Regions from separate parts of the Homo sapiens genome. Here region 2 is linked to region 1. A link is a loop called in an ENCODE intact Hi-C map of the cell type or tissue named here. Cell type or tissue: Caco-2. All regions are shown on one strand. Each heading gives the region's core, and the rest is flanking DNA. Links, peaks and the distances in the headings are about the cores only. Region 1 overlaps PLEKHM3 (pleckstrin homology domain containing M3). Region 2 overlaps PLEKHM3 (pleckstrin homology domain containing M3).

What was found. A loop is a pair of places that touch in the nucleus more often than their neighbours do. Peaks named below come from ENCODE experiments on the same cell type or tissue, not always from the same donor. Only the 100,000 strongest peaks of a DNase experiment are listed, where the experiment ranks them.
Region 2: a loop joins it to region 1, with 7 times the contacts of the local background. A loop is called at or near these places in 2 of 110 quality-filtered maps.

What each region holds. Positions count from the first base shown.
Region 1 is chr2:207,944,574-207,960,906 of GRCh38, reverse strand. It overlaps PLEKHM3 (pleckstrin homology domain containing M3), which reads left to right. Exons shown (of 8, transcript NM_001080475.3): 4 at 14,395-14,540. Among named protein-coding and RNA genes, the nearest start is that of PLEKHM3, 73 kb to the left of the region's middle. In Caco-2, for the core only: no CTCF peak of the experiment used is centred there; DNase peaks (open chromatin) are centred at 7,366 and 7,776.
Region 2 is chr2:208,004,924-208,021,256 of GRCh38, reverse strand. The region is part of intron 1 of PLEKHM3 (pleckstrin homology domain containing M3); the gene reads left to right. It also overlaps the pseudogene RNU6-360P. Among named protein-coding and RNA genes, the nearest start is that of PLEKHM3, 12 kb to the left of the region's middle. In Caco-2, for the core only: no CTCF peak of the experiment used is centred there; a DNase peak (open chromatin) is centred at 7,176.

The sequences.
Region 1 (16,333 bases), core at 2,792-10,791:
ACTACAGGGAGGCTCCCCAAATGATCTCTTAGATAAAGAGAAGTCGTCTTATGGCCTCATAATGGATGGAAAACCTTTGGGAAAATGATGTTTCTCATCCATTGTTAGGCTAGGGAGTTTTAACTTGAGTAAAAGTTTCCTGATAATGCTAAAGGTTTCCAGGCAGCCCCTTTAGCCCGACTCTCCTGTGTGATCTTCATCTCTCAATAATGTCACCCACCAACATGCATCTGAGTGCCTTTCCCTTTCCTCTCCACTCCCATTATTAGATGCTGTCTGTGTGGGCCACCATCCTTGCAGGAGTTTTACAGGGTTAATAAATGAATAATACCTCTTCTTTCTTATGCCAAGAGGCAGGAAGATGGGGATTAAAATATCACATATATTGCTTCCAGATCACATTTATTATTATAGAGTGGACCCCTAAATTAGATGGACTTACTCACCTGGCCACAGCTGGAGTCCTGAAGGGCATGATGTCCTCTTACCACAGCAGACAGAAACCTGCTTCCTGAAGGCTGTGATGTCCTCTTATCACAGCAGACAGAAACCTGCTTCCTGAAGGCCATGATGTCCTCTTACCACAGCAGACAGAAATCTGCTTCCTGAAGGCCATCATGTCCTCTTATCATAGCAGACAGAAACCTGCTTCCTGAAGGCCAAGCTGAGCATGCCCGGGTCCTTCTTCTTAACTCAGCAGTCAGATACCTAATTTCCCCCATCTGTGAGGAGGGCTGGATAAGGGATGGGGAGAGAAGCTAGGAATATCACTCTAGGGAATTCCCCAGAAGCAGGAGTTCCAGATAATAGGAGTTTTCCACTTGTGTCTTACCTAGTAAGTCTAAATAACCTGATACAAATAGCTTATTGCAAATACTAAATGTATAGTTAAAAGATTAGCTTTGGAGGTAGTCACAAACATGTGCTTCTAAAAAGATAGAAAAGCCTGGAAAGAAGGTGAAAGGGAAAAGAATAAAGGAAGAGAAAATACACCAAGACAGTCCCTAAATCTTGTACAACATAAATAATTTGGTTGGGGTGAAAACGAAGAAATTCAAGCATGGATTTAAAGGAAGCTGATGAAAGTAATCTTTTTCACTTTGAGACTGTTCCTAGCACTACTCGGATCCACTCTTATGACTTTAATTTTATCAAATTGTTATCATTACCAAAATGGCTCAAGTAGAATTACTCTAAGAAATGCTGTCAGGGTTTTTTAGGAGGTTTTAGCAAAGGAGAGGACAGGTTTTGTTTTCAGGATACTGTAAAGTTCAAAGAGATGAGACTCTCCTAAAATATGAGGAAAGAGAAGCAGGCATTAGGAATGGGGAGTGGCATGAAAGAGAAGTCAGAGGGGACCCTGGTAGGACACTGTATGTGATAGAAGCTACAGAGTGGAGGAGACTGATGTAAGAAGCGACTTCTAAATAAATCCAAGCTGGGAGAAAATGTTAGTTCCAGAAACAGTAAGAAAAGACAGGTTGCTTTTCAGGTAACCCCCCAAAATAATCTGAACCTCTAAGCCAATAGGAGGTTCTTGGCCTTTTGAAGCAATCATAAAAGAGAGATGTAACTGGGGAATCACAAAAAGAGAGTTAGTAGTGGTTTAATATAATGCTAAATACCAGGGGAAATCACTGTAGAAAATGTTAAGTGCAGCATACATTGGATTCTCTGTGAGGCAAAAGTGTTCAGAACAGGACTGGGACTAGGGTAAGGTGAGAGAGGCATGTGCTTTGGGTACAGAATTTAAGGAAGTGCTGAAAAACCCTTTGTAATAAAGATTTTAAAAATATGTTAATATGATATTCTTTAAAAATCAAAATTAATGTAAAAAGTCCATGATGAACAAAATATAAAAGCTTAACTAGAGACAGGATTAGAATTCCTGATTTCTCCTTTTGTCTCGGGTTCTAATATGGCTTGGCACTGGTTCAGAGAAACATTCCAGTAAGATAGTTTATTTTATTTTATTATTATTATTATTATTTTTGAGATGGAGTCTCACTCACTCTGTTGCCCAGGCTGAAGTGCAGTGGTGCAATCTCAGCTCACTGCAGCCTCTGCCTCATGGGCTCAAACGATTTTCCTGCCTCAGCCTCCCAAGTGGCTGGGATTATAGGCGTGTGCCACCATGCCTGGCTAATTTTTGTATTTTTAGTAGAGACGGGATTTCATCATGTTGGTCAGGCTGCTGTCGAACTCCGGACCTTAGGTGGTCCGCCCACCTCGGCCTCCCAAAGTGCTGGGATTATAGGCGTGAGCCACCACATCCAGTCAAGAGTTTATTTAATTAGACATCTTCCCCTGAAGCTCTCAGTGCTTCAAGTAGCCCAGCCCAGCATTTGTCTTGTTTCAAGGATGGTGAGATTGACCTTCCTTTCCTGTCTGAGATTGCAGGAGAATATATAGAGAATCCTGGTAGCCCCATGTTGAAAATAGAACTGATAGAGAAAGAGGGAGGTCAACTATGACAAGAAGCATTCTTTCCATCCACCACTACCAGCTTTCATGTCTGAAATCATCAGCTCAGCTGAGCCCTGTTTATGCACTTGTTTTTCAAGTAAGAGTTCTTGGTGAGCAGTGTTTCACCAAGATTAATTTGTGAAGAAAAGAGCCAAGCTTGGAGCAGATGTTACTAGCAGGTAGTCTAGTAGATGATGGTGCCTCTTTTTCATGACACTAATTTAACCTACCAGCATAAATAATTTTTTAAGGTAAGAAAGTAGAACTGGTGAAAGGGCTTTTCCTCCTTCCCGTAATAGATGGTATATCCATTGCTAGCAGAGAAAAGTGATTAAGTAAGATCAGCATATTCATCTCTTATTTTGCCCTCCTGTCTTTCTGTTGTCATAGGGTTTTTCCAACAGTGGCGTTATTGACATATTAGGCCAGATACCTCTTTGTTGTGGAGGGATGTCTTGTGCATTGTAGGATGGTTAGCAATGTTCCTTGCCTTCATCCTTAAGATATCAGTAGCTTACCCACCCATCCTACCAAAAATGTCTGCAGACATTACAAATATCCCCTGTTGGGACAACAATCTCCCTTGGTTGAGAATCGCTGTGCTACCAAAGGTCAAGGCCTACAATGATGTCTTCTTTTCTTCATCTAGCTTTTTCTCACTTCTTTATAAATTAATTAATGTCTTCTGCTGAAATAGATGTTGATTATTTCATACCACATACTTTTTTTTTGTTTTGTTTTTTGAGACAGAGTCTCGCTCTGTCACCTAGGCTGGAGTGCAATGGCACATTCTTGGCTCACTGCAACCTCCGTCTCCTGGGTTCAAGCAATTCTCCTGCCTCAGCCTCCCAAACAGCTGAGATTACAGGCTCCTGCCACCACACCCAACTAATTTTTAGTATTTTTAGTAGAGACAAAGTTTTGCCATGTTGGCCAGGCTGGTCTTGAACTCCTGATCTAATGATCCACCCGCCTCGGCCTCCCAAAGTGCTGGGATTACAGGCGTGAGCCACCGCGCCCAGCCACCACATAATGTTTTATAATCTAAGACCTCTGCATCTTACGTAAATTTAAGTGAAAGTAGTAGGTTATAAAAATAGGACCTTCACCAACCATCATTTGATATCAAGTATATCAAATGCTTTCAGTAGCAACTAACAGAATATACAATTCAAACTGATTTTTACAATAAGGGGGATTATTCTTAATCACCTGAGCTTTAAGCATCAGTAGATCTGGTAGCTCAAATTTTTTGAACTATGTTTTTTGGATTAAATGCTTCAAATAGCATTTTCTCCCCCAAACCACCTGCTCCTTCTAATTGATGGATTTCTCACATGAGTCACAGGCTTGAAACATCATGAGCATCTTTAACAGTCCCTTTGCATGCCCCCAACGTCTGTCAGTTGCCAGATCATCTGCATTTTGTCCCCATGCTATCTCCTTCTCTTTCTTTCTTCCTGTTTCCAAGACCACCACCTAATCAAGTCAAACTGGTGCAGTAACTTATCAACTAGTTCCCTCCCCTTCCAGCTTTTCTTGCTAATTAATCTTTTCAAAGCGTACATTGCAGCTGGGCATGGTAGCTCATGCCTGTAATTCCAGCACTTTGGGAGGCCAGGGCGGGAGGATAGCTTAAGGAAAGGAGTTCAACACCAGCCTTGCACAACATAGCAAGACCCCTGGGTCTCTGCAAAAAAAAAAAAAAAAAAAAAAAAAAAATTTTAATCAGCCAGGTGTGGTGGCATGCACCTGTAACCTTTGATACCCAGGAGGCTGAGGTGGGAGGATCACTTGAGCCCAGGGGGTTGAGGCTGCAATGAGCCATGATTGTACTACTGTACTCCAGGCTGGGTGACAGAGTAAAACCTTGTCTCCAAAATTTAAAAAAAAAAATTTTTTTTTTAAGTTTACTTTGCTACTCTGCTTCAAACTCTGGTTGTTCCTATATCTTTTTTTATTTTTTTTGAGATGGAGTCTCATACCGTTGCCCAAGCTGGAGTGCAATGGTTCAATCTTGGCTCACTGCAACCTCCGCCTCCTGGGTTCAGGTGATTCTCCTGCCTCAGCCTCCCAAGCAGCTGGGACTACAGGCACCCACCACCACGCCCGGCTAATTTTTTTTTGTGTGTATTTGTAGTATAGATGGGGTTTCACCATGTTGGCCAGGCTGGTCTCAAACTCCTGACCTCGTGATCTGCCTGCCTTAGCCTCCCAAAGTGCTATATCTTATTAATTAGGACTTCTCACTCTGAGCACTCAGGATTCTTATGTTCTAGCTTCACTTTATCATTCCAAGCTCTTTTCTTCATACTCCTCTATTTACAATGAGCCTCAGACAACTAGAATATCCAGTGTTTCCAAAGGTGCTTCCATTTTTCTGACTTGAGCCTTTATGAATGAACGTTCCTTTTCCAAAATCTCTTCTCTTCTTCAAGACCCAGCTCAAATGCCCCTGTGTCGACACAGCCTTCCTCGATCTCCACAATAGTGATTGCTTCCTCCTTTCCTCATCTCTTATCTTCTGCTGTTTACTTTATAGATTTGTATTCTTCTTCCCCTCACCCTTCATCTTCAGAGGTGATGCTAATGCCTGTGATGTCCCAGGCTATATTCATTGATGAGCTAAATTATGTTCTTTTATGTAAATTGATTCATAGTTTTTGTCCTTGTTTTGTCATCTGCAGGGGACAGTTTTTCTAATGTCTTACAAAAGGAGATAACTACCTGAAAATGCCACATTGCCACTTTTATTAGGCTCTGCCTTTTAAGCAGCTGTACAACAGTGGACAGAATTACTTTTTCATCTTCTGCCTCAGTTTCTTATTCTGTAAAATGGGCATAATACCTACCTCATAGAATTGGTATGAGGATTAAATGAACAGAGACATACACATGTATTTACATATGTTCGTTTGTGTGTATGTAAAGTAGTTATGACAGTGCCTGGCTTATAGTAAGCCTGTCTTACATAAGGTGTTTGCTTATAATGTGTTTATCCATTTGCTTAGTTCTTATTTATTTATTTTTATTTTTAAATTGCTTACCATTTTCTTGAAAGACTTTGGGGAAAGAACATAGAAGTAAATGAGAAAGTCTAGTCATAGACTGTTAGGAAAAAAACAGGATGAAAAAAATACTAAGTTTAGACTGATTTCAATATACTAGAAGCTGAATTTGTAAGATTTTATTATTAATATTAAACTTATCTTACACCAATAAAAGCACTATTGAAGCATCTTATCCTAAGAAAAATTAAAAGTAACTCAACAACTCAAGTCATGTCTTCGGAAGTGAAAATCTGTATTACAGATCATTATACTTACAACTTTTGGGGTAGATATTTCATAGAAAGCAGTCAGATTCTCTAAAATGGTGTACATATTTACTTACGTGCTTTAGCAAAAATCAAGATTTATTGCCTTTCAAGATAAATTTTGACTAAATATTGACTTTAGGTTCTCAATCATTGTTTACCTGAAAGACCAATAAATCTTGACACTTCTCAACTTGAGTTGGAATCTACTTGGTATTTATTAATTTATTTCACACGATTTATAATCTTAATAACAACATTCCATGAGATTAAATAAACATTGTAGAGTTTAGCAAGTTTATATTTTCAGTCAGCAGTAATTACTTGACATGTGATTTTCACTTCATTTCTTATTTAAATATAGTACCTCTAGCACTGTTAACACAACGTAGGTCCTACATGTCAAAGCTGACTTAGCTATTTAAATATTCAGAGGGGGAAAACCCAAATAACTCTTAATAGCTTATAGAATTGCTTTACATTTTAAACCAATTAGTATTCAGATTGGAGTTTCTAATCTGAATTGATTTTATTTTTTTGGTTGCCTTAGTTCTGCAAGTATAATCTACTAATACATGATTATACGTCATAGATGGCCTCTGTCTTGGACAGTTTATGTCTGTTGGTTTTGATCTCTGTTTCATGCATCTGTCTGTTCTTGTCTCTCTCTCTAGATATAATGTGTATTGAACATTCACTGTGTCTCAGCACAGTACTAATACTTTACAAACATAATATTTGCCATATTGTTGTGTTGACAGGGTTTTTAGAGACAGGGTCTCGTTCTGTCACTTAGGTTGGTGTGCAGTGGTACAATAATAGCTCATTGAACCCTCGAACTCCTGGGCTCAAGGTATTCTCCTGCCTCAGCCTCCAAAGTAGCTGGGATTGCAGGTGCAGACCACCACACCTGGCTAATTTTTTAGAAATTTTTGGAAAAAATGGGGCCTCACTCTATTGCCCAAGCTGGAGTGCCATGGTGCGATCATAGCTCTCTATAACCTCGAACTCCTGGCCACAAGCAATCCTCCCATCTTGGTCTCCAAAAGTACTGGGATTACAGGTGTGAGCCACCAGTGCCTGGCTGGAAATTCTTTGGTTAGGTACATTCAGTGTGTCTAGGAGGAGTTACTTACTTCTATGAGATTCTTAAGGACAGAGCTGTCCTAGCTATAGCAGTAGTCCATTCTACAAGTGCCAGCTGAAGTTAACCTAAATGTGTGTCACCCATGGTAGGAACATGGTTTTTAACATGTCAGCTCTCTGTGCAGTGGAACTTTATTCTTTTTTTTTTTTTTTTGTAGACAGAGTCTTGCTTTGTGGCCCAGGCTGGAGTACAGTGGCACAATCTCAGCTCACTGCAGCCTCTGCCTCCCAGGTTCCAGCAATTCTCCTGCCCCAGGAAAAGCAGGGATTACAGGCATGTAGCTGGGATTACAGGCATGTGCCATCACACCCAGCTAATTTTTGTGTTTTTAGTAGGGGTTTCACCATGCTGTTTTTAGTAGAGGTTTCACCATGTTGGCTAGGCTGGTCTCAAACTCCTGACCCCAAGAGATCTGTCCACCTCAGCCTCCCAAAGGATTATAGGCATGAGCCACCACACCCGGCTTGTGCAGCGGAAATTTATGAGTCAGTTTCAGCCAACAAGGAATGACAATTTCTCATATATAATCTCTCACTGCTATAAAATTTGTAGATGAACATAAAACGAAGCCCATCAGAAAAAAAAAATTCTGATGAACAGAAATGAATTTTTGTGTAGCTTTGGAAACAACCATCAGTACATTTCAGGATTGTATTTGAGCATGTGTATTTCCTCCCAACTGTGAAGTTTTCAACTCCTGGGAAGAGAATTCACTATGAAGGGACTTAAAGGCTTATGGAGAAAATAATTTTGAAGTGTTGCAGTCTAAAGTCCATGAACTCAACCCAAAGACTATCAGCTGCATGCCATACTATCCGCATTAGCAATTACACGTGGCACGCAATTGATTTTTTCCGGATTTCCCCTATTGTTCCTTTAGTTTTATTTGAGATGCTGTGGATACTATTTGCTTTGTAACCGACAGAACGTATACTTAATGGCATGTGCCTGATTCTCCATCCAAATGTTTAATGTCTTAATTGATTTATGGCTAAACAGATAGCTCCTACTTTATGGGTCACCACCTTGTCCCAAAGACAGAATAACTTGGATGCTTGGGATGCAAAAAGTATTGGATCACTGATTTTTGAGTAGATGTTTCTCAGTGTCCCTCACTCTTTACCCCCTTTCTACTTTACAGTTATGTAGAATTCTATAGCTTCAGTTTCACCATGTTAACTTCAGACTACATATGTGTGGTCAGTCTCAAATTTCAGCTCTGTTCCCTCTGACAGTGGAGGATGCAAATATGGGGCCCAGGTTTGCTTTGCCTCTACTTCCTTTAATGGACCTCAAAGCTACATTGCAAAAATTGCTTGTGCCCTGTGTCAAATAATCCTTTCTTTAAACACTGTGCCCAACTTTGTGCTAATCCCAGGGAGGACTTTGAATTGTATACCAAATGTAATACCTTATTTTTTAAAGTACAGGTTCAAAATTTCACTACTTAATGAGCCAATGGTTAGAGACTATAAGCTAGGAAAGCTAAGTTATTTATGACTTTAACCCCTAATCCTTGTAAAATAGCAAGTCCTTGAACCTGCATGTCTATTTTTCTTCATTTTGGGAAATCTGGTCTGAAGAGCATATGATCAAAGTCTAGGCCTTCAAGCAACATTTTACACAGTGCTTACTGCAGCTCACTGTCCCCAGCCAGGAAAATGGAGGGATGGAAGGAGGGACAGGGAAGTCCCCTTGCTCATTCCTGTGGACATCTCTCCCTACTTAGTGCATAAAATAAAAGAGGATGTGAAACTCGCCAGATATTTTTTTCTATTTTTACAGAGAAAACGACAATGTGTCTTCTCACCCTCTTTATCTCTTTTCCTTCCTTTTACAAAGGCACCTTCTTTTCTTTTTTATTTGCCCTTGTTCTTTTCCTAGAGCGTTTCTACCTTCTAAATGCAAAAGACTGGATTTACCTTACTGAATTAGGTAAAAGCTTACTTTAAGAGATGGAAAGTGGGTGGCATAACTGACCACACTTAGCACTGTATGAGGTCCTTCCTTAGTGAGAGAGATTCAGTTGGATCCAGCCACAGCTTTCTCATTCTTCCCTCTTAGCCCATGAGTTTTCCAACTGCTGGTCAGGGAAAGGAGAACTGAAGGTAATAGTCGTAAAGTAGAGAGAAAGTGGCTGGCTCTTCCTCAAGATCGCAGCTTCAGTAACAACAACTGCAGCCAGTTGAGTTAACTAGGTACACTTGTTAGAAGAAAGATGGTGCTTTTGTGGAGAAGTATGCCAAAATTCTGCACAACCCCCAGCAACAGATTCTTTTGGGTGTATTTAGTGAAAGGCCATTTGGGAAATGGACTGTACGTGCAGCAAATAGGATTTTGGTTAAATGGTGACATTTGTTTCCAAGAGTGTATCAGAGGGGAGGCTAAGCTCTTCAGAGCATGTGTTCATTAAAGATTTGAAGTGGAGTGGGAAGCAATAATAAAAAAAAGGCCAGTGGGTTCTCTGGTGAGATAGTTTTTTGTTCCTATGAATTGAATACACTCTGAAAAGTTTCAAAAAGAGTCTGGGAAGAATGTATTTGCTTTGATCCAACATGTGGAGTGTTCTTTACTACAAATGCCCTTTAATTTAGAAACATTGCTGAAAAGTCTGTTTGAAAGTACATAAAAATATAATATGTAAATAAGCCCTAATTAGTTATTTCAATTAATTATTTTTTGTCTCTACTTTACAGCTCTATTTTTCTTCCCATAATGTCGCTTTTCAGAGTCCAGCTTTGACACTCTCTAAAAAAATGGTTTTTTGTAACAGTGATTATTAAGAAAAAATTTTCCCTGTTAAAAACCCCACAATGATAAAGTAAAATCCCAGATTGTGTATTTTTATGGGGAATTGTTTCAGACATTTTTAGTCCATGATTTGCTACTCTGATAGTAAAGGAAATCTTGCAGTTAATTGAAAAAACTCGTGTTTCCTTCTTCAAATAAATGGCATGTGTTGTTTTTTAGAAAATGAATCTACATCAGGCCACTAACTAGCCTCTAATCTTCTTTTCCAACCATTCTGTGTTCTTTCAAATACAAATACTTTGGATTTGGGGGTTAAACGTTTTCATTCTTTTTAAAGTGAATAGGATACTCCCAGTGGAGACAAGAATGCTCTGGAAAAACACTGGTAAAATGAAGTCAGGTTGTTTCTACATAGCCAGTTTTTTAGAAATTGACTAAGTACCTAAAATATTGATTTTTTTGAAGCCTAGAGGGTAAACTGTGTGACAAATTCTGAGCTTTTCACTGAGCAGTCTGCACCCCCTCTGCACTTTTGTTGAATAGAAGCAGAATTTTAGAGCTCGAGGGACCTTGGAGGTCACCTAGAAATCAGGGAGCAATCCTCAGCTTTTACCCGTCAACGTCCCGCGTGTGGGTTGGGGATAGGATGGGAGGGGGAGGATGCTCATTTCATTAGAAATGCAGATTTCTGGTCCCTACCCAAGATCTACAGAGTCAAAATCATCTCAGTGGGAAGAAGGGTCCATATTTCTCACAAACGTCTGCAGAAAATTCCATTGCTCACTCAAATTTGGCAATTCACCAATTAAAGCTAACACGTTTATTTTGTGGTGAGGAAGCAAGGCCTAGATAATTTGATGGTCAGGGTCACAGTGGTGCCTAGGCAAGAACAGACTCAGGCTTCCTGCCTTTAGACTAGTGACGGTCTGTATACCATGTGCCTAAAGTAGTTCTGAGCATGCAGACAGGTTCAAACCTACTTCTGGGTCATTAGGGTGATTTCAGCACCAGGAGTAGGATAGCCTGGTTCTAAATAAAGTATGAAAGTAAAGACACCCAAGGACTAAAGGTAGGTGTTTATGTGCTGCTGCTTTTGTCCAAACTAAAACCTGAATGGACCCTATCCATGTTCTCTCATCTCTGTCTTTTATGAGCCTGGAGACCTGTACATAGTTGCGAGGATGTTTAACTCAGTTAGTTAACTGAGTTGATCCCCCAGCATGGTGAGCTTTGGATCTGTGTGCCCGGTTGATGTGAACATTCTTAGGCTATAGGCTTTCTTAAAATGCATGTTTGTGTATGTTAATATTGCCTATGTGTGTTGCATCCAGAAAATTAGAATAAGCTCATTAAAATTATAGACAGATAAATCCAGTAGTGCCTACTAGGGAATATATAAATATCCAGCAAATGCTTACTGATGTCTGTTATATCAAAAAAAATTTTTTTTAGTGTTCTTTGGTGAGAATTTAAACTATAATGATGATCCTGAATTTCTGCAATATCATGGTCACCTTTTAAGTCATTAGGAAGGATTGGATTCTACTCAGTGTCATTTTAGTGTTCAGTCAATTTGTCTACTAATTTTTGGAAATAGCAGTATCCCACTGTCTAGGATATATTAAGTTCCACTGAACTCTGTTCCACAGTTCATTCTTTCTTTCTTTTTAAAAAATTTTTTTCTTTTGAGACAGAGCCTTCCTCTATCACTCAGGCTGGAGTGCAGTGGCATGATCACAGCTCACTGCAGCCTTGACCTCCTAGGTTCAAGTGCTCCTCCCACCTCAGCCTTCCAGTAGCTGGGATTACAGGCCCATGCCACCACACCTCACTAATTTTTTTGTAGAGATGGGGTTTCACCATGTTGCTCAGGCTGGTCTCAAACTCCTGGGCTCAAGCAATCCACCGGCCTTGGCCTCCCAAAGTGCTAGGATTACAAGTGTGAGCTACTATGCCTAGCCAGTTCCATGGTTCCTATGTGAACATGGGTAATATATAGTTCTTAGAATGGGCAACATATTTTAACAGCGATATTAATGAAAGGCTGTTTTCAGAAGCAGGTGATCAGGTTAAGAGGATCAGTTTTGGAATCACTACGGAAAATTAAAATTTCTGTATATATATACAGTTTATGTGAGTGTACATGTGCCAGATAGTACTCAGTTTATCATCCCTTTAACATAAATATTTATTGATTGTCTGCTATTTGTAAAGCTCTGTATTAAGTGCTGAGGATAAAAAAAAGATCTGGACCGGGCATGGTGGCTCACACCTGTAATCCTAGCACTTTGGGAGTCCAAGGCAGGCGGATCACGAGGTCAGGAGTTCAAAACCAGCCTGGCCAACATAGCGAAGCCCCGTCTCTACTGAAAATACAAAAATTTGGCCAGGCGCGGTGGCTCACGCCTGTTATCCCAGCACTTTGGGAGGCCGAGGCGGGCGGATCACGAGGTCAGGAGATCGAGACCATCCTGGCTAACGTGGTGAAACCCCGTCTCTACTAAAAATACAAAAAATTAGCCGGGCGTGGTGGCGGGCGTCTGTAGTCCCAGCTCCTCGGGAGGCTGAGGCAGGAGAATGGCATGAGCGCGGGACGCGGAGGTTGCAGCGAGCCGAAATCGCGCCACCGCACTCCAGCCTGGGTGACAGAGCAAGACTCCATCTCAAAAAAAAAAAAAAACAAAAAAAATAGAAAATACAACAATTAGCTGGGCATGGTGGCACGTGCCTGTAGTCCCAGCTACTCGGGAGGCTGAGGCAGGAGAATCGCTTGAACCCGGAAGGTGGAGTTTGCAGTGAGCTGAGATGGTGCCACTGCACTCCAGCTTGGACAACAGAGTGAGACTCTGTCTCAAAAAAAAAAAAAAAAAAAAAAAAGATCTGAGGAGTTTCTAGTGTGGTCCTGGTTGGACAAGCCCATAAAAAGGCATGATAATTTAAAGAGGCACGCGCTAAATGCCAAATGAGTAATGCAGTCAGTGAGTGCAGTGAACAGCATTCCAACATTCGCAGACAGCCCTGTGACTGTGGCAAGATGTCCTTTGTCAATCAGGAGCTACATGTGTGTTGGTTCTAACTCATCTTTCACACATTTCTCATTCCTTAGCCAGTCTGAAGAACAGGAGCTTGTTATGATTTTTTTTTTGCTGCTCAATAGTAAAGAAATAGCCATTCTAGAAAGGAACTGGATCAAGCTCTGGAAGCCTAATACTAATATATTTACTTATCTTCTTCCCATTTCTCATGTATTTAAAAACAATGAGATCTAATTCTCTTTCTAGAGGATGCACTGGGAAACTGCTTAATTACTGATGCCATTGTATTTGTGATGAAAATGAAAGTTCTGTTGAGTCTTGTGATACTTTCATTCATGGAGTTCATGTGAATCAGAATCTTCTTAGGTTGGTAGTTCGTTAAGTAAATGTATTTGACCTCCTTGTAATGGAAAGGGTTACAACACTGATCATTATATTATTAGTACTAGTAGTAGTTGTCGTAGTTGTAGTAGTAATTGTAGTAGTACTGAAAGAGTAATTCATTTTTGCCCCACTTCATGAAATAGGCTTAGTGCGAGATCTCTTTGATCCATATAGTTCTTGGCACCCAACCATAAAATGGGCCACATGGAAGGATTTCTAAAATGAAAGCTGTAGACCAGAAATGTCAGATTAATGATGCTGTTTGTGTATTCTTGATGACCTGTTCTGGATCTGCCAGGATTTTGTCCTTGGGGATGATTGTGATGGAATTTACATACTCAGTAGAAGGTAGTTCTTCCTATCTAAAGAAAACGAATGGCTTCCCTATGGAAGGGCTATGATTATTACCAGGTTCGCTGACAGTACCAAGACAGCGCTCACAGAGTCATGGACTTTCTTAGATCTGAAAAGGGCATTGTAGGCAACCAGTAATCTTGGGCAAGATTTGTTGAAGTAAAGAGCAGAGAAGAGGGTGCTGTGTAAGGAGAGGTAATACATGTGAATATATGGAGGGTGGAGTAAGCATGCTGTGTTTATTTGGGGAACAATGAGGAGAGTTCTCTGACTGGAATAAAGTGATTACGTTCCCATTGGACAGTAGTGGGAGGGAAAGTTAGAAAAGTGAGATGGAGCCAATCAGAGGCCAAATTCCTTACAATGATTTGGTAAGCAAAGGAAGGCTACATAACAGTTTTGGGGATTATTTTAGCATCCAATTTAGAGCCAAATCCAAACTCTGGCTTTTTTTGACTGGGTGAACTCAGACAAGATACTTAACCTCATAAAAATCTTAGATTCTTCATCTATAAAATAGAATTAATAATATCTTCCTCATAGAGAAGTGGTGCTGGTTAAACAAGATTCTGTATGAGATGCCTTCAGCAAAGTGCCTGGTGGAAATGGAGTTCTGAGCAGGGCAGTGAGGAGATAAAGGCGAGGTTGTAGAGAGACTGATCTCTGGCAGCTGTATGCAGAAGAGATGGAATCAGAAGAAACCAGAGACAGGGGACCAGTTGATGACCCTTACAGCAATACCCTAGGAGGTGAAGGGACAGGCTGTCAGACTAGGAAGAAGAGGACACAACTGTACAACTCTATTATCTGTAACTTCTTTTTTGTTGCAGACTAGGTAAATGAAATATAACCTTGTTCTGTGATGTTAGAGCTCTATAACCTTGTTCTGTAGTGTTAAAAGTACAACAGCAATCATAGACTCTTCCTTTTTCCTTGAACAGGCTGCCAGCGATCCATAGGTCTTTCCAATGGGAAAGCCAAGGTGTGCAACTACAGTGGGTGGTATTACTGCAGTAGCTGCCACGTGGATGACAGCTTTCTCATTCCAGCACGCATAGTCCACAACTGGGATACTTCAAAGTATAAGGTAGGTACAAAAACTCAGTTCACTTAATAATAATAATTCAGGTGTTCATATGTTCTCAGGTGGATTATAAAGATGGTGATCAAACAATTTGAAGCAGATATGATTAGGTAGTCTCATAAAAGCTGCAAGACCTTACCTAATGCTTCTTATATATCTCACAGTTGAAAGGCTTCTTAACTATGACTCTTATTAGTTTCCTCATTTAAAAAGACATATAGAGCAGTTTTTACTTCTGGTGCTAGAGAGAATTCTGAGAGAGAGGAGCCTCTTTTATTATTTTTTATTTGATCTTATCTTCAACATTACAACACTATGGGAAGATAAAAATGGGAAAATAATACATGCATGAACATGCTAGTGATCTTTCTAGGCAAGGCCTTATATAATCCAAGATATTTCTTTTGTTTGTTTGTTTTGTTGTTTTGTTTTGTTTTTGTTCATTTGTTTGTGTCGGCTTTTTTTTTTTTAGACATTGTCTCACTCCATCACCCAGGCTGGAGTGCAGTGGCATGATCTTTGCTCACTGCAACCTCCACTTCCTGGGTTCAAGTGATTCTTGTGCCTCAACCTCCCAAGTAGCTGGAATTACACACATATGCCACCACGCCCAGCTAATTTTTGTATTTTTAGTAGAGACGGGTTTCACCATGTTCCCCAGGCTGGTCTCAAACTCGTGACCTCAAATGATCTGCCTGCCCTGGCCTCCCAATATGCTGAGATTACAGGCATGAGCCACTGTGTGGTCCGAGATATTTCTTATAGTAGAGTAGCGCTCCTACTCATGTGAAGGTCAGTCTTCTAGCAAATCCAGGCCTTTGGAACTAGAACCAGAACCTTGAGAGAAGCTGTGAAGACTTCTGACTAGGGGCCAACAGTAAGGAACAGTACACTGAGCCATCCTCAGGCCTTTGTCAGCACTGCTGTTTTTTAAAAAGGAGAGCAAGTGAGAATCACAGGTATATGCTAATAGCTTTGCAAAGTAACTGCTAACAGCCAAGGAGGCTCTTCAGGAAGTATAAATAGCAGGCTTAGTGGCTATCAAAATGCAGGTCAATAGAGGAGAAAAGTGAGCACGGGGACCCTCCAACTTAGGAGCCTAGAGACAAGAGGAGGGACCAGCAAAGGAGGCCAAGAAGGAGTGAGCAGTGAGGTAGAAGGATCCCAGGGTGTCTGACAAGCCACGTGAAGAAAGTGTTTCCAGATGAATTGTGACAGATGCTGATAGCTCAAATAAGATGAGCACTGAGAACTGACGATTTGCTTTAGTAATGTGAAGGTAATTAGTGACCTTAATGAAAGCAGTTTGAATGGAGTGGTGGGAGCAAAGGTCTGATTGAAGTGGGTTCAACATAGAATAGAGAGAGAGAAACAAGAAACAAGAATAGACAACTCTTTTGAGAAGTTTTGCTATAAAAGGAAGAAGAGAAGTCAGGAGTAACTTGAAGGGAAGTGGGGTCAAGTTAGGTTTGATTTTGTTGTTGTTGTTTTAATGGAAAAAATAACCGTATGTTTTCTATGCTGGTGTAAACTATCCAGAAGAGAGAGAATTGCTAGAATGATATGGTTGAATCAGTAAGAATGATGGAATTGCGTGAACAATAGGAGGGTCTGGCTATTGCTTGGAGCATGGAATAAGAGAAAAAAGCTGTCTGCAGCCATAGGGGCCAGTAGGTACTTCGATGTGATGTTGGAAGCTTGTTGAAGTTGTATTCCATTTATATCAGTAGCTTTCATCAGATTCTTTTATTTCAGCATCTGTGATCTTAAAGAGATGAAATACCCAGTCCAAGTTA
Region 2 (16,333 bases), core at 3,372-11,371, 60 kb before region 1:
GGAAAACAACTGTGAAGAATATGTAACCATTTACAGAAAAAAATGGTGCCTGATTAGGAAAACCAAGCTGGTTCTAGCCCAGTAACATCTTCATTAAAAAACATCCAAGGCTGATATTTACTGAATATTTATGAGATACTTGACATACTCTATTACAGTTTAATCTTGTATATAGCCTTTGCTTAAGACTTGAAGTCATTCATTTACATATTTAAAAAGTAGGCAGATAGACAGGTGCTAATTTAATTACTAGTTTCAAAAGGCCTGACTTTAATGGGAACTTGGAGAAGGTTAGACTGGGCAGTTTTTTTAGGATTCTTTATCTCTAGTCAGTTTCCAGCAGCATCAAGCTACTGCTGCTGTTACTTTTATTTTCCCATTGTCACCCTATCCTATTTCACCTCACCCTCTCCTCCAACACCCCTAGAAAAGTACAGAGAGTGTCTGTGGCCCCATTGGTTGCTGGCCAAAGGCTGATTTGCTTCAGCAAATGTTAACCCCTTAAAATAAAAAGTCTGGAGGGATATCTAGCAAGGAGTTTTTTTTTCTTCTTGCGTTCTCCTTTCAGAGTACATTTGGCATTTGGTTCATAAGGAACTGAACTACATCCTAGCTTGGAGTTTCTGATGCAAGCCAATTAATTCAGAGAACTCAGTGCTGAGTGAGAGCGTGATAAAAATGACCACCAGCAATAAATTCCATGCATTATGTTTGCTCTGTTTCATTGGCTACTGTGGGATCATACCAGACATTGAAAAACATGCATAATTTGCCTTCCTGCTGACAAGGTAAAAGTTTTATTTGTTCCATAAGTAATTAATCTTGATGACAGTATGAGTTATGAGCAAAAACCAAAGTCAAAATATGGAGGCAATTGCATTAAGATGTCAGGCATGCTGTTTTCATTAACATTTTGTTTGTTTTCGTACACTCATTAATTGTTAATCTGAGTTATGTGGTTCAAATAGAATCCTTCAATTATATGCCACATTTATGACCATGGTAGAGATTTACTTATCCAGTTCTCCTGACTAGTGTAACCAGTTTATAATTCAGTACAAACTAAAGCTCTTCTGTCTCGCATTAGCCAGTTTACCTGTGAATACTTACGTAACTGGGAAATTGTTAAATATCCACTTCACCTTGTGTTCTGTAGGTGTGATTATATAAATGTTGATTTTTCAGTCACAGAACAAAAAACATGTGTTGCAGGTTAGAAACATCAGAAATATAACTAGCAGATTTTTTGCTCCAGGAAATTAGCTGAATGATCTCCTCCTACATGCTCTTGATCCACTTTTACCTGCACTATAACATTTCCAGAACAACTTCTCTTCCACGTTCAGGGATTCATTAATTTGTTAATTCAGCAAGTAAGGATTGAGCACTTGTTTTGTGCCATGGCACAGTACTTGGAGCTAGGAATGAACAAGACAGGCACAGTCCATGCCTTCATGAAGCTTACAGTCTAGTGAGGGAGACAGACAGTAAACAGGCCATTTGAAAATAACTTGCGTGCTCACTTTGGCAGCACATACATTAAAACTGGAACAACACAGAGATTAGCATGGCTTCTGTGCAGGGATGACATGCAAATTTGTGAAGAGCTCTTTCAGATAATGTTAAGATGTATATGGTTTATACAAATGGTAAAAAATTATAAAGTTAAAAAAATAGCTTGAGATGCATAATAATGGAGGAAATCTGGGTGCTATGGGAGCATATAAGAGGCCATTCAAAATGGACCTGGAGGTCAAGAGAGATGTGATTCCTCGTCAAGGACTGGACAGCTGAATTAGACTTAGCCAGGTTGTGTGTGTGGGTGGGAGGTAAGGAGGGGACAGTGTTGATAAAGAAGATGAGGGTGATGGTGGTGGAAAACAGTGTTCCAGGCAGAGGAAACAGGATAGGTGAGAAAGCAAGTGGAAAATTCCAGGTTTGGTTTTGTTTTCAGACAGGGTCTTGTTCTGTTGCCCAGGCTGGAGTGCAGTGGTGTGATCATAGCTCACTGCAGCCTCAAACTCCTGAGCCCAAGCGATCCTCCTACCTCAGCCTACTGCATAGCTAGGACTATAGGTTCACGCCCCCATGCCTGGTTAACTTTAAATTTTTTTTTTTTGTAGAGATGGGGGTCTCACTATGTTGCTCAGGATGGTCTTGAACCCCTAGCCTCCAGCAGTCCTCCCATCTTGACCTCCCAAAGTGCTGGGATTACAGGTGTGAGCCACCACACCTGGTCCCAGTTTCTATAAATCCTTTCTTTTTTTTTTTTGTGAGATGCAGTGGCACAATCACAGCTCAAAGTGCTGGGATTACAGGCATCAGCTACTGCTCCTGGCCTCTATAAATTCTTTATATGTAGATATAGAGTGGGGTTGAGGTGGGAGTGGGTGTGGGGTGAGGGTAGGGGTAGAGAGAGAGATTAAAGAGATAAGGCCAAGAAGGTAAGTGGCCATAAACTCTTTCAGGTAATGTTAAGATGTGTGTAGTTTATCCAAATGGCAATAGGTTTTAATTTTGGAAAGAACATTTTGGTTGCAGTGTGGTGAATGGATTAGAGGAGGGTAAGACTGAAAGGAAGAAGACTGGATGGTGGTGATTGCATGAAGGCAACGGAGACAGAGAAATGGATAGATGTGGCCAATGCTGTAGATGAGAATTCATATGACTGGCTAATTTGGAGTGATTGCAGGTGAGGGAGCCAGAAGGATCAAGAATGATGTTTATTTTTTGGGGACAGAGGATATGTCCTTTACTCTATGGTGAATGTTGGGAGGAGGGGCAGGTTTGAGGCAAGATGAGTTCTCTGTCGCATATGCAGATATAGAGCTTGAGAGTAGTATGTTTCTTTTTTTTTTTTTCTTTTCTTTTCTTTTTTTTTTTTTGAGACAGAGTCTTGCTCTGTTGCCAGGTCAGAGTTCAGTGGCATGATCTTGGCTCACTGCAACTTCCGCCTCCCAGGTTCAAACAATTCTCCTGCCTCAGCCTCTGGAGTAGCTGGGACTACAGGCACATGCCACTACTCCCAGCTAATTTTTGTATTTTTGGTAGAGATGGGGTTTCACCATGTTGGCCAGGATTGTCTCGATCTCTTGACCTTGTGATCCACCCGCCTTGGCCTCCCAAAGTGCTGGGATTACAGGCGTGAACCACTGCGCCCAGCCGGAGAGTAATATGTTTCTTGTCTGCCACGTGGATTGCAGCTAAAGCCACAGGATGGAGAAGATCACTTGGGGAGGGCAGAAGAGAAACTAGATAAGAGGGTTATGGGCAAAACAGGAATACCCACATTTACGATATGGGCATAGGAAGGGGAACCCATAGAGGGTAGTGGGAGGAGCCTCCAGAGTTGAAGGAGAAATACCAGGAGAGAGCATCTGTGAATTCATGAGAGCAGTGGAAAGAGTGGGTGTTCAGTAGGTCAAATACTGCTGTGTGGTTAGGTCAGATGCTGAGTGAAAAGTCTTTAGGGTTTAGCAAAAAGAAAATCACTGGTGACCTTTTCCTGTGAAGTTTCAGCTGGGGCAGAATCAGACTGCTTCTTGAGGGGAGAATGAATGGGCAATGAGAAATGGAGTCAGAAAGCATAAAGAACAAGTTTCTTCAAGAAACTTACAAGAAAAAAGAGAGGAAGGGGAAAGTATCCTAGCTGTGGGGGAACTTGGGTGGCAAAGATGGATTTTATTCATTTTTTACTTTTTTGAGAAGAGATATTCCGTTTGAATTTTTATGCAACACTTGCGCCACTGAATCCCTCCTTTCCAAGACCACCAGAAAAGCTGATGCACAGCAAACTCTTACTGCCTTGAAAATGCTGGAGGAACCTTGAGTAGATTAAAACCTTATTTCAAAGCTTCCTAAACTCTGTCGCCACTCCCTCCACCAGTTCGTTGGTTTATAATGGAGATCAAAGAGAATGTGGTGACCTTTTTGTTGGTATCAGACACCAGTGGGCATCCTGTACACTGCTTTGGAGTTCATAAAACACTACATTATGTTATTTGATTTGCACTCCAAAAAAGGTGAGACAGTTATCCTTATTTTCCTCACATCACAGACAATTACAGTTGGCCCTCTACATCTGTGGGATCCACATCAGCAGATTCAACCAACCATGGATCAAAAATATTAGGAAAAAAAAATTCCACAGAGTTCCAAAAGGCAAAACTTGAGTTTGCTAAATGCTGAATACTACATTGACTCCACCAAATGAGAGGATGTGTAGGCACTGTAATAGATATTGTAAGTAACCTAGAGATGACTTACAGGAGGATGTGCGTAGGTTATATGCAAATATTGCATAATTTTATATGAGGGACTTGAGCATCTGTGGATTTTAGTATCTGAGGGGATCCTGGAACCAGTCCCCCATGGATACGGAGTAACTGAAATTCAGATTCAAGTTGCTTGTCAAAAATCACACTTCTCATAATGATACATAGAAAATTGAGACCCGGATTGGCTAATTCCAAATATTGTGGTTCAAAAGTGGTTGCCTCACGCTGAAAGGTTAGCTATGGTCTCTGTATTTTCATGGTAGTATGGTAATATGAAACCAGGGTGTGTGTGTGTGTGTGTGTGTGTGTATTTTTTTTTTTTTTTTTTTTGAGACAAAGTCTCACTCTGTCACCCAGGTTGGAGTACAGTGGCTCGGTCTCGGCTCACTGCAATCTCTGCCTCCCAAGGCTCCAGCAGTTCTCCCACCTCAGCCTCCTGAGTAGCTGGGACCACAGCCATGCGCCACCATGACTGGCTAGTGTTTTGTATTTTGGGTAGAGACAGGGTTTCACCCTGTTCCCCAGGCTGATCTCAAACTCCTGAGCTCAGGAGATCCACCTGCCACCATCTCCCCCCAAAGTGCTGGGATTATAGGTGTGAACCACCACACCTAGCCAGCATATCATCTTTTAGTAGATTATAGAAACAAGACTGAAGGTTGTGGCTCAATTTTGTTATTTTGTTTGAACCCTACATACATTGATATTTGCCCGTCCCCCCAACAAAAGTCAAGTTAGTTTTAGAAGGAGGCAGTTTATTTTATTTATTTATGTATTTATTTATTTGAGATGGAGTCTCTCTCTGTCGCCCAGGCTGGAGTGCAATGGTGCAATCTCGGCTCACTGCAACCTCTGCCTCCTGGTTTCAAGAGATTCTCCTGCCTCAGCCTCCCGAGTAGCTGCGATTACAGGCACCCACCACCACAACCAGCTAATTTTTGTATTTTTAATAGAGACAGGGTTTCTCCATTTTGGCCAGGCTGGTCTCGAACTCCTCACCTCAGGTGATCCACCTGCCTCGGCCTCCCAAAGTGCTGGGATTACGGGCATGAGCCACCGTGCCTGGCCAGCGATTTATTTCAATATGCCTTAATCATCAAAATATGTTTGAATTATCGATTGTAACATCTAATTTGAAATATTTCTTTTAATTCTTTTGACAGAAACATTTGTTTGCAGGTTGTTTTAAGTAAACATTTTTACAAGTGTTTCTATTTATTGGCTAAATAAAAAATGATGTTGCAGGGAAACACTAGTAAAAGGCTTGGGCAATTAGGACTATGTAAACATTTGCAGAAGCACTTGTTTCACCTAAATGAAGTCACAGTTATTATACTCTTGCAAACATTCCAAGTAATGTGTCCAAGGTCACTAAGACAATTGAGGTTAGCTATTTAGTTAGAGAACAACTTTTTACTGTGTTTGTTCAGGAACCTGTCTTCTACCATTCCCGTAGAGAACTTATAATAATAACACAGAAGTATTATAGAGGTGATTTTTTTTTGTAAATTAACTATAAACTACTTCCCTGGGTGTAAATATGATATTTAGCAATTAACTCTCTGGGTCATGGGATTAACAAACAGATTTTGAAATAAATAATAAAGTTGCTGGTGTTTGACACTAAAATTTGAAGCACCATGTTCATGTACTAAAATTTTAGCCATATTATCCCAGGGTAATTAATTTGCTTTGAATTGTCTTATGGGGCTGTGTGTGTATCTTAGAGTCTTGTTTCTACTCACTGACCATATTTCCCTAGATAAGTAACTTCATCTTTTTAAATCTCAGTTTCCTTGTCTGTAAAGTAGTAATAATAGCAGCTCTCTAATAGGGTGGTTGTGAGGATTTAACAACATAATGCAGTAAAAGGCTTAACATACGTTAAGTAGTAAGTACTTTAGTAAGTATGCAATAAATATTAGCTATAACTTTTTAATCTTGGTCTTAGATTAGAACTTATAAGAACTATATTTTGTTTTTAAACATTTTATCAAATATATCATTCTACCTTTAAAATGTGTCCATCCACATTGAAGGTGTCCTCTGCAGGACATGTTTAAAGAGATTAGCATAGCCGTAGCAGTGCCTGATTCAACTATTTGAGTCCCAGCTATCATATGCCTATCATCCTAATGTCAGAGCAAAACAATCCGAGAAGTATGGATCAGTCAGAGCCCCAGAATTCAACTCCAGAATGTTCAGGCATTGTTTGATAAAAATCTATGCCATGCTAATGGTAATAGTCCATAATAAAAGAAATTCAGAAACTGTTTTAATGTAAACCCAGATTAGGGGGATGAAAACATAGTTCTTACTACTCTTTTTTGTTTTTTGAGATGGAGTCTGACTCTGTGGCCCAGGCCAGAGTGCAGTGGCGCAATCTTAGCCCACTGCAACCTCTGCCTCCCAAGTTCAAGTGATTCTCCTGCCTCAGCCTCCCGAGTAGCTAGGATTACAGGCGCCTGCCACCACGGCCAGCTAACTTTTGTATTTTTAGTAGAGACGGGGTTTCACCATGTTGGCCAGGCTGGTCCCAAACTCCTGACCTCAGGTGATCTGCCCGCCTCGGCCTCCAAAGTGCTGGGATTACAGGCATGAGCCACTGCACACGGCCAGTTCCTACTATTCTTATCCTTCATACCTTATAAGCTTTTCTTCTGTCCTGTGTGATGGGCAGAGATTCTTCTGTCCTTCAATTTGTGTATAGTTAAATGACAAAGACTCATTCTGTTATTTTGCCTTATCTTGTGCTTATCTTTGAGGGTCAGAGACAGTGTTTTGTCTGCCTTTGCCAGCCTTGCTTGTTTCCTGACTAAATTGGTTAAGAGGCTGATTGGTAGCCAAGGTTGTTGTCACAGATTAAGTCCAAAAGGGAGGGAGAGGTCATAGATGCAGCCCATCACTGCTGAGTATGTCTGCCCTTTCAAACAAGAGGTGAGTCACCTTTTTGCTTAGATCTTATCACTGGTCTCATACTCTCGGGATGCCAGTTAACAAAGACCTAGGCTCACTTTTTAGCAGGTTCAAGTTCAGCAGAGACAGAAAATAAATCAACTAATTACTTCTCTCATACATTTACTCTGAATGCCCATAGAAACTGGTTTGTGAGAGTGTGCTAAGCCATAAGCCGGTTGTTGTTTTGAAGGTTAAAGTTTTAAGTATTCTCCCTTCTGCTGGTGAGTTGCAATGACCAAAAGAGTTAAAGTCAACAGGAAGTGAGGGAATTATTAATTTCCCATGACATCCTCACCACCCAGCAAAGGCCTTCTGTTGGACAGGAATGTGTCTGTGGGTCAGAAAGACTTGAACAGCTTGTGAAGAAGGCCTTTGCATTCTTGCCTTCCATGTGTGGTTGTTAGTTCACATAGTGCTCACTCTCTGGTGGAACCTTTGAGGCTGTTATTGTAGGCTGACAGCTTCATGCAAGAAGCAGCATGATTTCTTTTTTTTTTTTTCTTTTTGAGATGGAGTCTTGCTCTGTTGCCCAGGCGGGAGTGCAGTGGTGTGATCTCGGCTCACCACAACCTCCGCCTCCTGGGTTTAAGCAATTCTCCTGCCTCAGCCTCCTCAGTAACTGGGACTACAGGCACGCGCCACCATGCCTGGCTAATTTTTATATTTTTAGTAGAGATGGGGTTTCGCTATGTTGGCCAGGCTGATCTCAAACTCCTGACCTCGTGATCTGCCTGCCTCGACCTCCCAAAGTGCTGGGATTATAGGCATGAGCCACCATGCCTGGCCCACAGCATGATTGCTGGAGCAGGAATGATTGGTTTTGTTGTATGTTTTTGTTTCCTTTGTTTTTGATTTCTTTCGACTGAAGTAATCTCTGTATACCTATCATTGTCATTTAATTGTGTTCTGTTACTTAAAATTCTTTATTGTCCCTTAATTAGTAATGATTCCTTATTTATGCTTGTATAACACCTTTGTATACTTCTGTTGAAGTGCTTTTTATATTTGGTTTTGTGTCTTACTTTCCACTAGCTATTTAGCTCTTCAAGAGCAGGAGCTGTGTTTTGTGTCTAATATCTCACATAGTGTTTGGGTACTTGGTCCGTCCTCTATAAATGCTTGTTGAGGATAAATGGTTATGTGATTAGAAATCAGCTAACTTCTAATAGAAGTAGTAATTGTTTTAGAGTTTGTAAAGAACTTTCACATACTTTGTCCACATTTGTGCTTCTCTGCTTTCTCAGGTAGATGGGAGCAGGCATTGGCAGGACTTCCATTTGCAGATAAGAAGGGCACAGAGGCCCTGAGTCAGCCTGACTTGCTGGATGTCAGTTAGCTCAGAAGGCAGTGTGGGGACATGACCCTTTCCTGGTGTCATAAATTTATGTTCTTCCCATTGCCACACTTCTCTCACACTGAACAAACTCAATACTTAGTCTGAGTGGCTGAGGGGTTGGATTCAGCCTACTCACTCCTTGTTTATGGTCCTTCTACTAACATCAGGGCCCCTGTATGATTTAAGGTGATTTAAAAGGTAATTGAACTTGGGTGGCCCAAAGTACTCAGTAATTAGACAAGGATTTGAGGAACTTCGTTTTCTTTTCTTTGGGAACTACAATTGACAATAAATGAATCATGGGTTCTCTTTCATCATCTTTAAAATAGTCCCATTACTTTACTCACCTCTCTTTTTTGAGGTTACTACAAGTATTTATTAAGAAGTTTATCAGGCAGGCGGATCATGAGCTCAGGAGATGGAAACCATCCTGGCTAACACGGTGAAACCCCGTCTCTACTAAAAAATACAAAAAAATTAGCCGGGCGTGGTGGCGGGCACCTGTAGTCCCAGCTACTCGGGAGGCTGAGGCAGGAGAATGGTGTGAACCCGGGAGGCAGAGTTTGCAGTGAGCTGAGATCGTGCCACTGGACTCCAGCCTGGGCGACAGAGCGAGACTCCGTCTCAAAAACAATAAATAAATAAAATAAAGAAGTTTATCAGAGTTCGAGACCAGCCTGGCCAATATGATGAAACCCCATCTCTACTAAAAATACAAAAGATTAGCCAGGCCTGGTGGCGGACACCTGTAATCCCAGTTACTCAGGAGGCTGAGCAGGAGAGTCACTTGAACCTAGGAGGCAGAGGTTGCCGTGAGCCGAGATCACACCATTGCACTCTAGCCTGGGCAACAAGAGTGAAGCTCCGTCTCAAAAAAAAAAAAAAAAAAAAAAAAAAAAAGTTTATCAGAGCACTTAAAAATTTTTTTTATTCCATAGGTTTGTGGGGAACAGGAGGTATTTAGTTACTAAGTTCTTTAGTGGTGACTTGTGAGATTTTGGTGCAACCATCCCCCAGGCAGTATACACTGAACCCGATTTGTAGTCTTTTATTCCTCACCCCCTCCCCACCCTGTCCCCCTAAGTCCCCAAAGTCTATTTTCTCATTCTTATGCCTTTGAATCCTCATAGCTTAGCTCCCATTTGTGAGTGAGAACATACGATGTTTGGTTTTTCATTCCTGAGTTACTTCACTTAGAATAGTAGTCTCCAATCCCATCCAGGTTGCTGTAAATGCCATTAATTGATTCCTTTTTATGGCTGAGTAGTAGTGCATCATATATATCTATATGATGTATAGATATATATATCTCACAGTTTCTTTCTATTCGTTGATTGATGAGCATTTGGGTTGGTTCCACATTTTCGCAGCTGCAAATTGTGCTACGATAAACATGCATGTGCAAGTGTCTTTTTCGTATAATGACTTCTTTTCCTTTGGGTAGATACCTAGTAGTGGGATTGCTGGGTCAAATGGTAGTTCTACTTTTAGTTCTTAAAGGAATCGCCACACTATTTTCCATGGTGGCTGTACTATCTTACATTCCCACCAGCAGTGTAGAAGTGTTCCCTTTTCACCACATCCACGCCAACATCTATTTTGTTTTTTTTTTTTTTTTTTTGATTATGGCCATTCTTGCAGGAGTAAGGTGGTATCACATTGTGGTTTTGGTTTGCATTTCCCTGATCATTAGTGATGTTGAGCATTTTTTCATATATGTATTGGCCATTTGTTATCAAGCACTTTAAACTTTATTCTAAACCATGCATGTGAAAAATGATTATTTTCTGTAAAAACCAAGTGATTTTTTCCTGAGATTAACTCAGTTTTAGTTTTGTGAGATAATTAGATAAACACAGTCCTGTATTGAATTTAGAAACACAGCCTCTATTACTCAGGCTCAAGTAGAAGATTCTAAATAGTTATATAAACTGATGACATCTTTAAGTCTACTTCCCCAGCCCTTTCTGGGTATCTTGCATATTTGGTCTCACTGTACTTCCTTGTTACATTCACTGTTGCAGTCAGCCACACTAGCTGGCTTGGCCCTGATGGAACCTACTTGCACCTCACCTGTGACTCCTGTTGCAGTTGGAGGCTGATAAAGTTTTTATCATGGAAGTTTTTGCCTTCTTCCTCTCAGTCCCAAGATAAAGCTAATTCAAGTGGTTCTTTTGTTTGTTTTCTAGTCAGTGTTCTCTGCCATGGAGGCAAAGGGAGATGGAAAACATCAAGTCTGCATTTTTAGACATTTCGTAACTGAAGTTTGTGTCTTCCTGCTTTGTTTCTAAGAGCAAGACATATTGGATCTCTGGTGGTTTTATGAAAATGGGCCATTTTGGTTTTCCAATTTCACATAAAGGTGCAGTAACACTGCTGCCTTCAGTCGCAAAGCAATCTGAGATTTAAAGTGCCATGCTTATATTTAGTTAGGTTTCTGAGGCAGCAAATGTCTCAATGATTTTGCAGGTGGCAAACAATAAACATGTGCAGAGATGTACTGAAAAATGCTTTAAATGGATTGTTGGGACTACTTCAAAGGGAACATCTCATTACTGGTGTTGTAAAGAGCTTGAGCTCTAAGTCATTGGAAAATGAACCCAGCCAAGTTGCTGATAGTGTAGTGGTTCACAGGACAATTCCTAAGTAATGCATAGGTGCTTTGGTTTCTATAAAAGGTCTGAGTGAGGTTTTTGCTACCTGATCTTTGCCATATTATTTTTTAAACCCAGGTTTTAATAGTTAGGAAGACTTTTCTACCAAGAAAAAAATGTAAAAGCTTGAGTCAACATAACGTTTCGGAAAGTATGTCAAATTTTACTGAAATGAGCCTATAAGGAATTCAAATATAATTTTGCCAGGAAACTAGAGTGGTATATATACTTACAGATGTCAGTGGCTTGAAAATATACTGTTTATTCAGTTATTCATTTGGCAAATGCTTACTGAGTACCCACTGTGTACTAACCACAGTTCTAGGCCCAGTGAGAGTTACACAAATGGAAGAGGGCAGAATTGCTGCTTTCAAGTTCCTCTAAGTCCAGTAGGTAGGCGTGTTACTTGATATCAGGTAAGTTACTTGATATCATTGAGCTTCCTCATTCGTAAAATGAGGGTAATAGTACTCACATTGTACATTTTGGGGCTTAGAGATATGAAATACCAAGCGACATACCTGGCACAAAATAGGCTTTTGATAACCTGTAATTATTGTCATCGTCATTTGAGAAGGAACATGCAGCATATAGTATATGTTGTGGGGGAGGTACCAAAGATATTCAGTGGCAGTTTAAAGAAAGAACAGACCATTTTAGGATCAGGGACCCAAAAAAGCTTGCGGAAGAGGTGGCATTTGAGCTGGGCCTTGAAGAATAGAATTTCAGTAGGTTGAGGTGGGAAGAGGGTATTTCAGAGATAACTGCAAGCCTTTCCTGAAATAACTGGAAAAGCAATAGCATTCAGTTTGGAGGTAAAGAGTGTGTGAATTGAAGTAGAAAGTTGGAATGGCAAACTAGCCCAAGATTGTGAAAGGCCTAGAATGTCAGGTTAAAGAGTTGAACCTTGTTGTCAATGGGAGCTTCGTCGAAGGGTTTCCCTGGTGCCCAGAACAGTGTCCCCCCCATAGTAGGCACTCAGCAAATACTTACTGAATAAATAACTGAGTGTAATTTTAGACAAATGGAGCTTAGTAAGCCAGGTAGAAATGTCTTACAAATAGCTGGGAACATAGGACCAGAAGTCAATTCTGAGATTGAGACTGAAGGTAGAAATTTGAACAGCGTGAATATAGAAGAAGTTATTGGAGTTGCACGTGTGGATAACTTGATTTAAGGAGAACATCATGTAGCTCTAGCCAGAGAAGAGAGCTCAGACAACACCCCTATTTGACCAGGAAGGGAAGGAAGAAGATGGAGACTAAGTGGGTAGAAATGAGAAGAAAACTTCAGTGAATGTGGTACCCACAAAACCCTGGGAGGAAACTTTTAAGGAGGGGCTGGTTAACAGCACAAGGAATTTAAGGACTTTGGGAAACACTAATGGCTGTGTAACAAGGAGGTCCCTTGGTGGCTATAGAAGAGAAGTTCAATTGAGTGGGGTCTTGTGTCAGGTTGTAAGGTATAAGTAGGCACAGCACTCCCTGGGACATTTTTTTTTGTCTGTTTTTTTTTTTTTTTTTTTTTTTTGGCAAGGTTAGTATTTACTGGTATTTGATTTTTTTGGAGCATACATTTAAACAAACAGTGTGCCCAAACTGTGTATATAGTTTTGATTCCAATTAAATATTGGATAAAAGTACACCTATTTATTTTCACTGAGTTATGAGATCATGACTGATTTTTATTTTCTTTTCCATATCTGTCACTATTTACCAGAGTTTCTACAAGTATTTATTACTTTTAGAACTGGAAAAAAATTATATAAATTATTTTTATTTATTTATTTATTTTGAGACAGGGTCTCACTCTGTCCCCCAGGCTGGAGCGCAGTAGTTCAATCACAGCTTACTACGACCTTGAACTCCTGGGCTCAAGGGATCCTCTTGCCTTAGCCCCCTGAATAGCTGGGACTACAGGCACATGCCACCACACCTGACTAATTTTTTATTTTTAGTTTTATTTATTTATTTATTTTTGAGATACAGTCTCACTCTGTCGCCCAGGCTGGAGTGCAGTGGTGCAATCTTGGCTCACTGCAAGCTCCGCCTCCCGGGTTCACGCCATTCTCCTGCCTCAGCCTCCCGAGTAGCTGGGACTACAGGTACCCGCCACCATGCTCAGCTAATTTTTTGTATTTTTAGTAGATGAGGTTTCACCATGTTAGCCAGGATGGTCTCCATCTCCTGACCTTGTGATCCACCCGCCTTGGCCTCCCAAAGTGCTGGGATTACAGGCATGAGCCACTGCGCCCGGCCTATTTTTAATTTTTTGTTTGTAGAGAAAGGGTCTCACTATGTTGCCTAGGCTGGTCTTGAACTCCTGGCCTCAAGTTATCCTCCTGCCTCAGCCTCCCAAAGTGCTGGGATTATAGGTGTGAGCCACCACCTCCAGCCCAAATTATTTTTTTAATGGTATGCTCTTTATGTATGTGGCAATAGTCTTCTCTTTCATTTAAACTTAGATAAAATGTAGCAATTTAATGTTTGCTTCAAACCTATGAAAATGGGATTCCATCTGTGTTTCTAGCTGTCTGTTTCATCTGATAGGCCTCTGAGCTCTTTTTATGAGGTCCACCCTGGCACCATTTCCTTACTAGCTGCTTGCGGCATGCCTGTGCTCCATCCACATCCTTACGTCACCATGTAGCCTCGTGGTCCAGAAAGGCCATTTTACTAGGGGCAGATCCTCTTGTGGTGTGTCCTTCACATTATGTAACTCTTAGAAAATTCTCAGTCGGCCACAACCTTCAACCAAGGTGATGTGAACGCCCTCAATGTGGACCATCCTTGTAATCACCCTTGGCTCTTATTTTTGAAAATTGATAGACATAAGTTGTCCTAGGTGTCTTTGCCATTGCAGTTTTCTTCCCAGTCCAGCTGCTTCTAAAATGATATGGCCCCAGACACCTTCAGCACTCATAATATTCTAAGTCACTTAGCTAAGAGGGAGGAAGTCAGCGCTTTTACCGTCCAGCTCAGGAGGACACAGCATCTCTGTGTGAGTCAGGGTAGAATTATTACTCATAAGTGCTTCTGTCTCTGTGTGGGAGAACTACTGTATTCATCCTGTTAATTAGCCTTGCCTAACGAGCATGTAAAAAACAGATTTCTTAGTTAGGAAATAGCGATACACTGATTCGTTTTGATGCATGCATAGGATTCTTTGGGTTGAGCTCTTTTATTTCCTCAATTTCTCAATCTATTAAATAGGGGAAATACCCCTTCTTACAGAAAGGGCATTCTATACAAATATAAGATAAAATGTCTATAGGTCACTGAGTTTGGCTGAAAAGCAGTGTATTATAAATAGTTCGTTGCTGACTTTGCCTTTGTTGGACTGACAGATCTTTCCAGGAAGAGATGAGGAACACTTGGTTGTTGAATGGGTGAGGTCCAATGGAGTGCTCCATAATTATGTAGCAGTTTACATTTGTAAAGGCATGTTGGAGCAGCTACCTAGTGAATGATCCACACGCAAAGCAATTCGATGTTAGCAACTCTATGGGATACAGGTAGCTGAGTAAGGCATGCAGAGGTTAAATGGTTTGCCAGAGGCCACCCAGCAAGTGAGTGGTTGAGCCAGATTTAGAACACAGTTCTAATTAGCTCCTGATTTCCAGTTTTGTACTGAGGCAAGCCACACTGCACCCACATGCTGATCTTATTCCCTTCACTTTGTCAGAGGAAGGTCCCCTTTATATTTTGACCTATCTGAATATATTTATTATATTTTGATTAATTTCAAAACTAAATGAGGCAAGCTAGTAAGAAGTACTCAATTATAGAAATTAAACTTGACATCAGACTGTTGTACTGTAGTGAATTTGAGGGCTATAGAGCTCAGGAAAAAGATGAAATTCCAAAGAGTAAGGTTGGAAAACAGAGCCTAAAAGAATGAAGACAGAGTATTTAGGAAGATAAGTAAGAAGGTCACGGTGTCTGCAGTCAAGTAGCTCAGAGTTTAGAGTAGGATCTAGAGAGACTGGCTGATCATTTTGGTACAATTTGGCAAACCCAGGTGCTATGAGAGCCTGACCGACTAGGAAGGGCTCTTATGCTTTTGTCCCAATTTGGACAAAAGCATGGAGGAGTAAAACAACAAGGTGGGTGGGTGTTCGTCAAGAACTTTAAACTGGAGAAGTAGATAGGTCATGAGGCGCTATCTCTTATGCAATGCGACAACAATGCATTTGTTCAACGCATGCACATGCGTGTGTGTGTGTGCCAAACACTATTCCATGTATTTGGGGTCCATTAGTGAACACAATGAACACAAATTCCTGGACTTGTAGAGCTTATATTTTAGTGGAGAGAGAGAAACACTAAATGTTAAATAAGTCAATTAAATGGTATGTTAGAAGATGGCAAATGCTTAAGGAAAAAGGGTACCTCAAGCCAGGTGATCAAGGTTAACATGAACAGTAGTAAGTCATGTTCATAGTATATAACCTTAATATTATATGATGAGAATGGTACTTTGCCTCCGTGGGCTTCCACTCAAAAACATATAGCCCTGGTTTAATAATGAGAAAAACATCAGACATGTCCAAAATGAGGGACATTCTATGAAATACCTGACTATTACTCCTCAAAACTGTCAAAGACATCAAAAACAGGTAAAGTCTGAGACATTGTCATAGCCAACACAAGGCCCAAGAAACATGACAACTAAATGTCATGTGGTATCCTGTATAGGATCCTGGAATAGATAGAGGACATTAGGGAAATATGAAGAATTCTGAAAAAAGTATAGACTTAAGTTAATAATAATGTAACAATATTGGTTCATTAATTGTGACAAATGCATCATACTAATGTGAGATGTTACATAGAGGAAACTGAGCATGGGGTATATAGGAACTGAGTGTATTATCTTTGTAATAATTTTATAGATATAAAACTGTTGGCCAGGAGTGGTGCCTCACGCCTGTAATCCTAGCACTTTGGGAGGCCAAGGTGGGCGGATCACCAGAGTTCAAGAGTTCAAGACCAGCCTGGCAACATGGTGAAACACCGTCTCTACTAAAAATACAAAAATTAGCCAGGCGTGGTGGCGGGCGCCTTTAATCCCCACTACTCAGGAGGTTGAGGCAGGAGAATCGCTTG